Regions from separate parts of the Mus musculus genome. Here region 1 is linked to region 2. A link is a contact called in ENCODE Hi-C or POLR2A ChIA-PET data. All regions are on one chromosome and are shown on one strand. Each heading gives the region's core, a stretch centred on a gene start or an enhancer-like site at or near the end of the contact. The rest is flanking DNA. Distances are from core to core; before and after follow the strand shown.

What was found. A loop is a pair of places that touch in the nucleus more often than their neighbours do. ChIA-PET counts read pairs that join two places held with the same protein, here RNA polymerase II (POLR2A).
Region 1: POLR2A ChIA-PET joins it to region 2 with 74 read pairs in Patski. The contact joins the promoter of Emx2 here to the enhancer-like site in region 2. A Hi-C loop is called at or near these places in 1 of 37 maps with a recorded cell type or tissue (left cerebral cortex). POLR2A ChIA-PET finds 5 or more read pairs at or near these places in 1 of 5 experiments (Patski).

Annotation. Positions count from the first base shown.
Region 1 is chr19:59,455,555-59,460,698 of GRCm38, forward strand. Emx2 (empty spiracles homeobox 2) reads left to right here and starts at 3,136. Exons shown (of 3, transcript NM_010132.2): 1 at 3,136-4,070. The coding sequence starts at 3,662. It also overlaps Emx2os.
Region 2 is chr19:59,398,089-59,403,484 of GRCm38, forward strand. No RefSeq gene overlaps it. Among named protein-coding and RNA genes, the nearest start is that of Gm33756, 11 kb to the left of the region's middle. Within about 2 kb of position 2,498, at least 1 of the 3 ENCODE cell types and tissues checked has a DNase peak (open chromatin) inside an H3K27ac peak, as active enhancers do.

The sequences.
Region 1 (5,144 bases), core at 1,886-4,385, 58 kb after region 2:
GGTGTTGACGCTGGTCTTTCAGTAAGAGACAAATGCATTATTAGAACATTCACATGTGTCTTCTAGTCCTCTGCAAAAACCATGGTGCCCAATCCCCCAGTGACTTGGAGTGCACACTGGGCAAAGAGAATCAGCCCAGCTGTGTGTACAGGTACTTAACCAAACAGTGGCTTCTTGGGTCCTTAAGGAACCTAGGACTAGAATTCTGCTAGGCCATCTATGAGCTCTGGGTCTCAAGCTGGACTTGAATGCCCGGAGCCCTGGTGCGCCTCTGCTGGTCAGTGTGGTTAATAAGTTACTCTCTAGTTAATTCCTCTACACGCTGAGGAGACCAGATTCTTCCGGGGCACCTCTGGGCTGGGAGCATGAATTAGCATAGATTATTTGGCATCTATGGCTTCTGCACCCAGCCTGACTCACCGGAAACCCGCTTTTCTTCTTCAGTGGAGGTTGAGCGAGAAGGGGCAGAGCCTCCTTGGGTTCATGTACTTGACTGCCAAATGCTCCTGCTGCTCTTGAGCACTGGCTACCTGCAGGGCACCCAGAGACCACCTCGGGTCGGCAATCTAATGGTAGAAGGGAACTTTGCAAGAGGCTGGTGGCTTGCTGAGGATCATGAAACTGGTGATATGCCCCTGCCTCATGCAAGAGACTGGAGGCCCTTGTCTGAAGCTAGGTGCTCATTCCCTCAAGACATTTCCCCAGTACACCCTGGTACAGAGAGGTGAGGGATCAAGTAAGTCCCACCAACATATGGGAGTTTCAATCAAATCTTCCAAACAGGTCTGGATTCCTTGCCGCTCAAAGTCAATGGCTGTGATACCCACAGCCAAGCGTACTAATGCTAATGATGCTAATGCTGGGGGAGGTATTTGGTTCTGAGTGAAGAGTTTAGTGGTCCTAATTTGTAGTCACAGCATTGCAGACCCATTCAAGACAAGACTCACCTTCTCACCCTCCTCCAGAGTATCTGCAGTGTGACCAAGTGGAAGCGTTTGTTTCTAGCGTTTGTTTCTAGAAGCCCTAGCTCCTCTGAATCTTGCTTGACTAGGCATGGCCCAAGACTTCCGCCCTTCTTTGGGCTCCAGTCTTCAGAGGCACAGCCTCTATTTCCACAACCCAGATGAAACTAGGGAGAGATTTCTCAGCTATATTTGGGGTCTGGTTCAGGAATGAGGAGAATGTGGCCTCAAATGCATACCCTTTTTTATAGGGCTGAATCTAATGCCCATAATCTCTGAACTTGCCCCCAAAAAGGGACAAAGAAAGAAGGCCATCTAGAATAGAAGGTGAAATGATCTGAAGTCTAAGGCAAGGGCAGATTTATACCACGAGGAGAGCAAAGCTGAGGTGGAAACACTTTTCTCAACTCCCATTCTACCTAGGGGCTCCCTTGAGCTTCTGCCTTCTCACATGAACGCTATACAAGAAACGCACACAACCTGAACAGCAGTAGAGGAAAAACAAAACAACAACAAAAAAATCAAAACAAAAAAAAAACCCCAAGAAACCAAACAGGAGACCTCTCCTTATTATTATTATTGCCGGGACTACCTGGAGCGTCCTAAGACCCAGACCCTTGGTGGAATCAGGTGGCTTTCATAGTCCCTCTAGAGGACTTCACGTCTGTCTTCTCCAGATCTGCTTCTCCCGGGTCTCAGGCAACCTAGCCACCAAGCACAGATATTTTATCCCTCTTAGGATAAATGGCTTCGACCTGGGAGTAACAGATTTAAAGGACGCCAGAAAAAAATTATCATTAATTGTAAAATACCTGCTGGTACTTCACTTTAGAAGAATGTAATTGGCAAAGGGTGTGTGTGTGGGGGGGGGGAGGCGGCTGATGAATAGATAATAGATCTTTAACCACCAATAAACAGAGAGCAGCGCCAGCAGGCTGGGGGGATGTGATCATAATTATGCCTCAGCGTGAGCCAATGGGGACGAGAGAAGTCGGCCCTAAAATCATCCCAAAACCGAAGGCAAGCTCGAAAATGCGGACAGGGCCTAGGACCGGAGACACAATCCTAAGTGCCAGGTTGCGAAACCTGGATTTGTAGAGCAACCCAGCCCTGGGACAACAGATGTCAGAATAAAAATAGGTACAGTAATAATAGCAATAATGGGAACAGTGTCAACGCCACTAAGGACAATGGAACGATAACACAGTCATAACTTCAGCTTCTGACCTAGGACCCAAGACTCCTTTCCCAAATAACCCCACATTTCCCAGAAAGAGCTGTTTTGGGGACAGAAGTGACCACCCTCCAGAAAGGATAAGCAGAAACTCTTGGGTGCAAGCTGGAAGTCCACTGCCACGGTACAGGCGCAGCTGGCCCCTCAGGTTTGAACTTAAAAAAACGAACCAGCCGGGTCAAAGACTGCAAACGCGTGGACCCTGGAACCTCGAAGCTACGCTTGGTTGGAGGGGTGGGAGGACCCCCCCCCTCGAGCGCCTAGGAAACCTCGGGAGTTTTGCTGGGGGTGGGGATTGGTAGGAGTGAAGCGGGTTAGCCCTTGCCCGGAACCAGTCCCCGCCCGCTTACCCTCGCCGGGCGCCCGAAGCCATCTCAGTGACCCGGGCGCGGGCCTCCAGGGGACAACCGCAGCGGAGCTTAGGGTGTGAAGAAATCTGCGTGTCCGTCCGTGATTCAGTCCCATCAGCTCCAGCGCCGCAGGCTTAGGATCCAGGGGTCCGCAGCAAAGGCAGCGCAGCCCCGAGACTCTGCAGGGACCCGGGTGCCCCGGTGGGAGTGGTGTGGGTGCAGTAGGAGGCGGTGGCTGAGGGGGAGGAGGAGGGGGAAAGAGGAGGAGGAGGAAGAGGAGGAGGAGAGGAACGAGGAAGAGGAGGAGAAGAGGGAAGCGGAGGAGGCGAAGGAGGAGGAGAGAAGCCGCAGCGGGCGCCGCAGGAGCGAGGGAGCTAGCCCGGAGCGCAGGGCGAAGACACCAAGAGGTCGGCGGCCGGGCGGGCGGCTGGAGGCACAGCCGGGGCAGTAGCGCCGACTCCGTTCCATTCTGGGCCCGGATCCAGGCCTCCGGGTTCCCAGGCGTTCGCCTCCCTCTGACGCACTTTAAAGAGTCTCCCCCCTTCCACCTCAGGGCGAGTAATAGCGACCAATCATCAAGCCATTTACCAGGCTTCGGAGGAAGCTGTTTATGTGATCCCCGCACTAATTAGGCTCATGAACTAACAAATCGTTTGCACTACTAGTGAAGAAGCGAACACTTCCATGGATTGTCCTTGGACTTAGGGCGCCCTGCCCGCCTTTTGCAAAGGAGAGAAAACTTTTTTTTTGCCTCCCCGAAAACCCCCTCCCTGCCTCTAACTCCAATCTCCCCCCCCCCCACGCCACCTCGCTCAAAAAAATATTACCCCAATCCACGCCTGCAAATTCTTCTGGAAGGATTTTCCCCCCTCTCTCCAGGTTGGGCGCGTTTGGTGCAAGATTCTCGGGATCTTCGGCTTTGCCTCTCCTCCCCCTCCCCCTCCTTTCCTTTTTCCTTTCCTTTCTTCCTTCCTTCCTTTCCTTACCCCCACCCCCACCCCAAACAAACGAGTCCCCCATTCTCCTCGGTCCTCGCCGCGGGCAGCGGGCGGCGGAGGCAGCGCGCCGCGGTCGCCGGGAGCAGGGAGCCCAGCGCGCCCGCTCCTCGGCGCAGCATGTTTCAGCCGGCGCCCAAGCGCTGCTTCACCATCGAGTCGCTGGTGGCCAAGGACAGTCCCCTGCCTGCCTCGCGCTCCGAGGATCCCATCCGTCCCGCGGCACTCAGCTACGCCAATTCCAGTCCCATAAATCCGTTCCTCAACGGCTTCCACTCGGCCGCCGCCGCCGCCGCCGCCGGCAGGGGCGTCTACTCCAACCCGGACTTGGTGTTCGCCGAGGCGGTCTCGCACCCGCCCAACCCCGCCGTGCCGGTGCACCCGGTGCCGCCGCCGCACGCCCTGGCCGCCCACCCCCTGCCCTCCTCGCATTCGCCACACCCCCTCTTCGCCTCGCAGCAGCGGGACCCGTCCACCTTCTACCCCTGGCTCATCCACCGCTACCGATATCTGGGTCATCGCTTCCAAGGTACGTGCCACGTCGCGGAACTGAAGCACGCCGCTCCGGTCGCCTCCTTCATTGCGCCCGGCCTGCTCCGGGTGGGCGCTCCTCGAGGCCTGGACGGGCGGAGGTCAGCCCGGGTTCTTGGTTCTGAAACTGGGCAGCTAGGGGCCCGAGAGGCTTTGGTCCCCAGTCTCTGAAGCTCGTTTGGGTTACTGGCTTGCCCACTCCTTGACCCTTTGTAAAAGGGTGCAAACGAGGTGTCCCGTGGTTCGGGCCGGGGTCGGGCTGGCTGGGACACGATGCTGGGCGACGAAGCCCGCTGTCAAGAAGCTCTGAGCCCGCGAGGTCTTTGAATCCTGTTTCCCTGGACCGTGTTCCCGGCCGGTCTATCACTCAGGGACTCGGACAGGGCCACATGGCCAGGTTCACTGGACTTCAACTCTGCTCTACACTCACTCTATGTCCCCCCAGCCCAGACCCGCAACTTCTAGGTCTTCAACCCCTTTAAGGAGACAAGGAGACCTTGGAAACCTCAGAGCAAACTGTTTCCTTCCTCCTGCTCTGGAGGCCCAGGGAGGGGCGGGAAGAGAGCGAATAGAAACCTCCACAGCTCCACTAGTTCTCTCAGCGACCTGTTTAACCCGGGCACCCGCTGGACGTGGCGGGAAGTCGGGTTCCGTTTGGTCTTTGGTTGCTGATTTTTGTTTTTGTTTTTGTTCTTCCTGAGAGAAAGAAAGAAAGAAAGAAATTAAGAAAGAAATTTAAGAAAAGAAAAGAGAAAATCCAGTCGAGAGAAGGCCCGACAAGGGAAGATCTGTTTGGATATCTTCATTTTTTTCCCCGATTTAGTAATTTTGTATGCTTCTGGGTTGGGGTTGGTAAGAAAGTTAAAACTTTAGGAAAAGGGTTCGAATTAGTTTGCCGACTGCAGTCCATAAAAGACCTACCTCCGCCGGGCGCGATCGATAACGACGGGCTTTTCCATTCAATAACACTTCGCATTCCTGTCAGTCTAGACTCGGGTGTATGCCAGCTCGCCATTTTATATATTTATATATTATTTTAAAACACCCCAACAAAACAAACAAATAAACAAAA
Region 2 (5,396 bases), core at 1,248-3,747:
AACATTTTAGTGTACTGAGACATTTAAGTGCATCTGCTAATGACCACACTGGAATCTGTCCAGTGTGTACTCTCTTTTACCTAATAAACTCCCACTCGGCTTCACGTCGGCTGCTCCTGGAATTCTTTTCTGTGCGTAAGTGAAGATCCTAGCTACACCTGAGGAGCCATCTCTAAGAGCAATTTCCCAGGTTTTACAAGCCACAAGGTTGAGCTGTCTGCTACCTAGAATATCTGCATACCCACTTCCTCCCATAAGCTTCTAATTCTAACAGGTACAAACATGTCATCCTCTGTGGAGCCCAAGAATCAGGAGCCACTTCCAAAGCAAAAGCAGGGTCTGTGGGTAAGGCCGAAAGTTCCATATTCCTTGAGGAAAAGTTTGGAATCATGAAGGAAGAGGAAAAAGGAAGTCAGGAAATTGAATGGGAGGGATAGGGGCAGAGCAGCTGGCCGGGGCTTCCTCGTGAAGCTAAAAGACAGTTTCAGAGAAAGCTCTTGGTTCCCAGTGTAGGTTTTTACCTGCATGCATGTCTAGTGAGGGTGTCAGATTCCCTGGAACTGGAGTTACAGACAGTTGTGAGCTGTCATGTGGGTGCCGGGAATTGAACCCTGTTCTACTGCAAGAGCAGCCAGTGCTCTTAACCATTGAGCCACCTCTCCGGCACATGCAGTCTTATTTTATGAACCAGTGGAAGACTATGCTGGGAATATTGGCCTCCACTTCTGGGTGTCAGATGGAAGCTGAGGCTGTCTTGCTGTATCTGTGGACACAGGTCTCCCTGAGCAGAATAGGAGGCAATTTCAGGACCACAGTCACCCAGGTGCCCAATTTTTCTGTCCCACCCTAGCCTTGCTTGAAGCTCAGATTGGCCTCCAGCAATGGGTGGACCAGGGCAGGATTGGTGGAGACTGATTTATGTGCTTATTGTATGCAGATGATCTGGTAAGAGCCACGGGCCTCTCCTTGACCCTGAGTTCTGACACTGAGCTGCAAACATCTCTACCCTTCACCCACCTCAGGCTTTGAACACTTTGCTTCAGGCCCACCCAACAGAAGGAAGGAGTAGGAGGGTTATGGGTGAAGAACCATGAAATACAGTCACTTCTTCCAGTCTGGGATTGGCTTGTTTTTGTGAAGTGGTCTCTGCTTCGGCTTTCTTCTTGGAGCTAGGTGGTAAGGGGCAAGCAGGACACACAGGGATGGCCAAATGTACCACCCACCCCCACCCCCACCCCCAGATCCTGTCTTGGGTGTCCATGACGGTTCCCTTGCCTGGCCTGGAATTTGAGTTTTTAGCAAACACTTTGAGTACTCCTGGACAGAGCATTGCTCAGCAGGCTGAGGACTCCAGGCCAGATCCATCTTCCTGCCCTCCCTCCTCAGCTGGACTAAGACTCCCCTTTCCTCACTCTGAGACTACCAGAACGTCTTATGTCTGGATCCTGGAGCCTGCCTGGAAATCAAGGCAGCTTTAACCTCAGAGGGAAGGCTCATCAGAACAAAAACAGCACTTGTAAACAGCACTGTGTCAGTAGCTGGACCTTTCCCCTCTCAGTCACCCTGGGTCACTACTCTTTCCCCCTGAGGACAGGGAAGCCTGGCTTGATACAGCAGAGGCAGACCTGGAGTTATCTCTGGATCCAGGTGTTTGAAGAGCACAGAAGGAGGAGTGAGAGAGGGTAGAGGAAGAAGGGGGAGACTTGAGACGGAGGGGGTGGATTGAGGGAGGGAGGGGATGTGTAAAAGAGGGAAGGAAGGGGAGGAAGACGGAGGAAGAGGGGGAGAGAGAAGAAAAAGGGAGAGCTGCTGGTGAGGAGAAAGGGGAGGAGAGAAGAAGGGGAGGGAGAAGGGCAGTGAACTGAGAAAAATCTCTCCCATTCCCGGTATTTGCTTGTGCTCCATTCATTTGTCGGGCTTGGTCTGGGTCCACCCTCTCCACCAGGAAATGCTCACTGTGTCCTTTTGTCCCTTAGAATCATTGTCCTCACCTTTCAGGCTCTAAGCTCAGGTGTAGTTCAGGTGCCCAAGGCCATGTTGATTAGTAACAGTGGAGACCGGCTCTGTCAGCTCTCTGTGACAAAAGGACAGAGTCAAAGAACAGACTGGCTCTTCTCTGACCTAGAAGAGCTGCAGCTCCACAGGAAGACCCTGTGAGGCACCTGACTGGCAGCGCACTCCAGACAGAGCTGCTTGGGAAGAGTGGGACCCAGGGATTCAGCCCCCTGAAGAAGACACCTAGGGTCAGCATCCTGGCGTAGCCCACAGCCCCACTGACAGGTTTATTACCAAGCTTTACAGCTTCCAAGCTTAGTCACCCGCTGAAGTCAGGCTGCTCAGAAACAAACACATAGCAAAGCTGTGACCCAGCTGCCTGATCTGGGAGAGGCGACCCACCCTGGGCAAAACTGGCACAGAAGAGGCAGCAGGCTGAGGTCGGGCGAGCCACGCTTGTCCTTAATCTTCCTTGTCTTTCCTTTGAAGCACTTATGGTGTGAGAAGCAGATTCCTGCAGACACCTGAGAAAGCCTAATGCCCTAAGGGTGTGGGATGTCCTGTTCCCCCGGGACTCCCCAGGGAGCTCAGCCTGAAGCTTGGAGAAGAAAAAGTTTTTTTTTTAAAAAAGGAAAGAAACAAAAAGAATTCAAGGCCCTCCTAGCTTTAGTTCATGAACAGAGAAGAGTCCAGGCCCGGATCCAAAATAGTTCAACCCAAATTCCTTTTCCCTGGCTGCTCTTTCCCCCATACATGGCCTCCACAGAACCTCAACCTCCCCCAGTTTCCCTAGCTGTGACCCATCACTAAGTGCCACTCAGTACTTCAGCCCTTTATCTATCTAAGTTAGTGGCTCTCCTGCCCAACTGAGCATAGTCGGGATAAGTAATTCCACTTGGGGGCAGTCCCTCCTGCTGTCTGGGGCATCAAGGACATGGAACATCCCTTCCTGCTGGCTGTCCCCCGCTGCCAGCTCACCTCATGTTCCTGTCCCAGGCTGGAGAAAGGATAAGAAGTCCAGTGAGTGGGAAGCTGGGGAGAAAAACCTCAGGGAGCCTTGGACTTGCCTGATTCCCTTGGATTAGTGCAGAGGGGTGCACATGTGTGCACAGATGTGCACATCACTGCTCACTGCCCAGGGAATCTAAGTGCCCACCCTCAACCTCTTGCTGGAGTCAGGACACCGTGTCAGCCCCTTGCAGCAAAAAACAAAAACAAACAAACAAAAAACAACAACAACAACAACAAAAAAAACCCAAGCACATCCTTTTCTCTTTGGGATTTTTGCTTCTGAAACACAGTCTGCTTCTTTCACTTCCTTTCCCCCTTTCCCAGCATGCACCAGTGTTTTTACGATTGAAGTTCACTCTTGATTTTTATCTAATTGTAACATAGTAAAAGCTGCTGCTAATTGTAACACAGTAAAAGCTGCTACAATATTGTTAAATACGGACTGAAAGTTCCCAGCCCCAAAGGCAAGGACATGACAGGGCAGGTTGAGTCTGTACATCCGAGAAGGGGTCAGTTGTGATGTCACATCCAAATCTACATGACACATGTGTGTGCATCACTGTGGGGGTTTCCTGGAGCAGCAGTAAAGCCCATACTTAGGATACTAGTTCCAGAGTGTGCAAGACTTAGATCCCAACTATGCTACTTACTAATTTCACTATGCAGGTCAGTGTGTAAACCTCAGAACCTACAGCTGTCAGGTGGGAGATTGAGAGCCTGACTGTCCGAGTGGTGATGCTTTAACTATGTTGGTGAGGAAATGGCTGTGTAACAACTGATTGTCCTGTCTCAGTGGTGAACAGTAATGAATGGCATTTTGAGTGTTTCTGAATCTTGGCCAGGCTGTGTGTCGCTTCAAGCTGAAGGTCTGGTGGGCTCAAGTGCACTTGTTGAGTTTAACCCAGGTTCTGGACAATGTGGCAGCAACTGCCTCCAGGACACTTCTCACAGTAATGACAAGACACAGAAGAGCCCAAGGCCAGCGACTGCTGAAGCAAGTTTCAAGCCCTTAGGTTACCTTACTACTTATTACTACCACTAATTTTTATTACATTATTACTTATTATTACCATTGGTTAGAACAAGCCTGAAGGCTGAGCCCAGTGGTAGAGACAGAAAAATGTATTCAGTCCACAAGCAGGACATGATAAGGGTAAAGATACCATCTACCACAGAAGGTGTGGCTCACTCAAAACCACCATTCGGTTTCTGACTCATGGCTGGTACTTAGGAAAGAGGTCCGTGACTGTTGCTCAGCCCTTGAAGAATACCTGCTTCAGACTCATTCTAGACAAATGTAGACTCCAGGTTTCGCTCCGCACTGATGAAATGTCACCAACTTGGCTCTGATCTAGGGACTCTCCTTTCTCTCCCACAGTGCCCTTCTCTCTCACAGAAGTCTTTCTATGTCCAAGTCCTGTGTTAATATATGCATACATACATGCATGTGCCTACGCATAAATAAATTTAAATTTAGACTCTGCCTGTGAGAGACAGTGTGATATCTTCTGGGCTTATGAATGGCCATCATCAGCTTCTTTGCGGTGACACTACCGCTCTATGTAACAGATCAAGGAGGGATCTTCAGCAGCAGCAGCAGGACCTTAGGTGTTCGTTGCCTGAGATCTGACTAATGCTGTGTAGTACTGGATCATGAAGGGGACATTGGGGAGTCCTATACCACAGCTTACTGAGTGAGGAGATGCTGATCTCATGTCATAGGCTCTTCTGTCCTTCCCTTGAGTTTTAGGGTGAGCATTTCTTTCAAGGCAGCCTTGCTGGGTTCAATAATGACAAGATCTTTTGTCTTTAAGAGTCAGCCAATACCAGTGCTTGGTGCAGTCTCTACACCTTCACCTGTTGGGTGAATGAAGAGACAAACACATACCTGTTCAATGACCCTGGTCTTGGTGAAATTCAAGGTACAACATTCCTTAAAGACATTTTTGAAAAATATGAAAAATGTAGAAGTATGGAATGCCTTCCACATGGCTGGAGTGCATGCAACATGTCTGCCTATCTCTTTCCTCCCTTCTCTCCCTTCCTCCCTCCCTCCCTCCCTCCCTCCCTCCCTCCCTCCTTCTCTTTCCTTTCCTTCCTTCCTTCCTTCCTTCCTTCCTTCCTTCCTTCCTTCCTTCCTTTCTTCCTTCCTCCTGTCCTTCCCTCCTTCCCTCCCTCCCTCCTTCCCTTTCTCTCCTTCCCTTTTTCATTCCTTCTGTTCCTCCTCCCTCCCTCTCCTTCTTTCCTCCCCTCCTTTCTTTCTTTTCTCTCTCTCTCTCTCTCTCTCTCTCTCTCTCTCTCTCTCTCTCTCTCTCTCTCTCTCTCTCTCTCTCTCTCTCTCCAGTGATCTGCCCTTAATTCCTGGCACCAGGTACTTAAGAATATAGAAC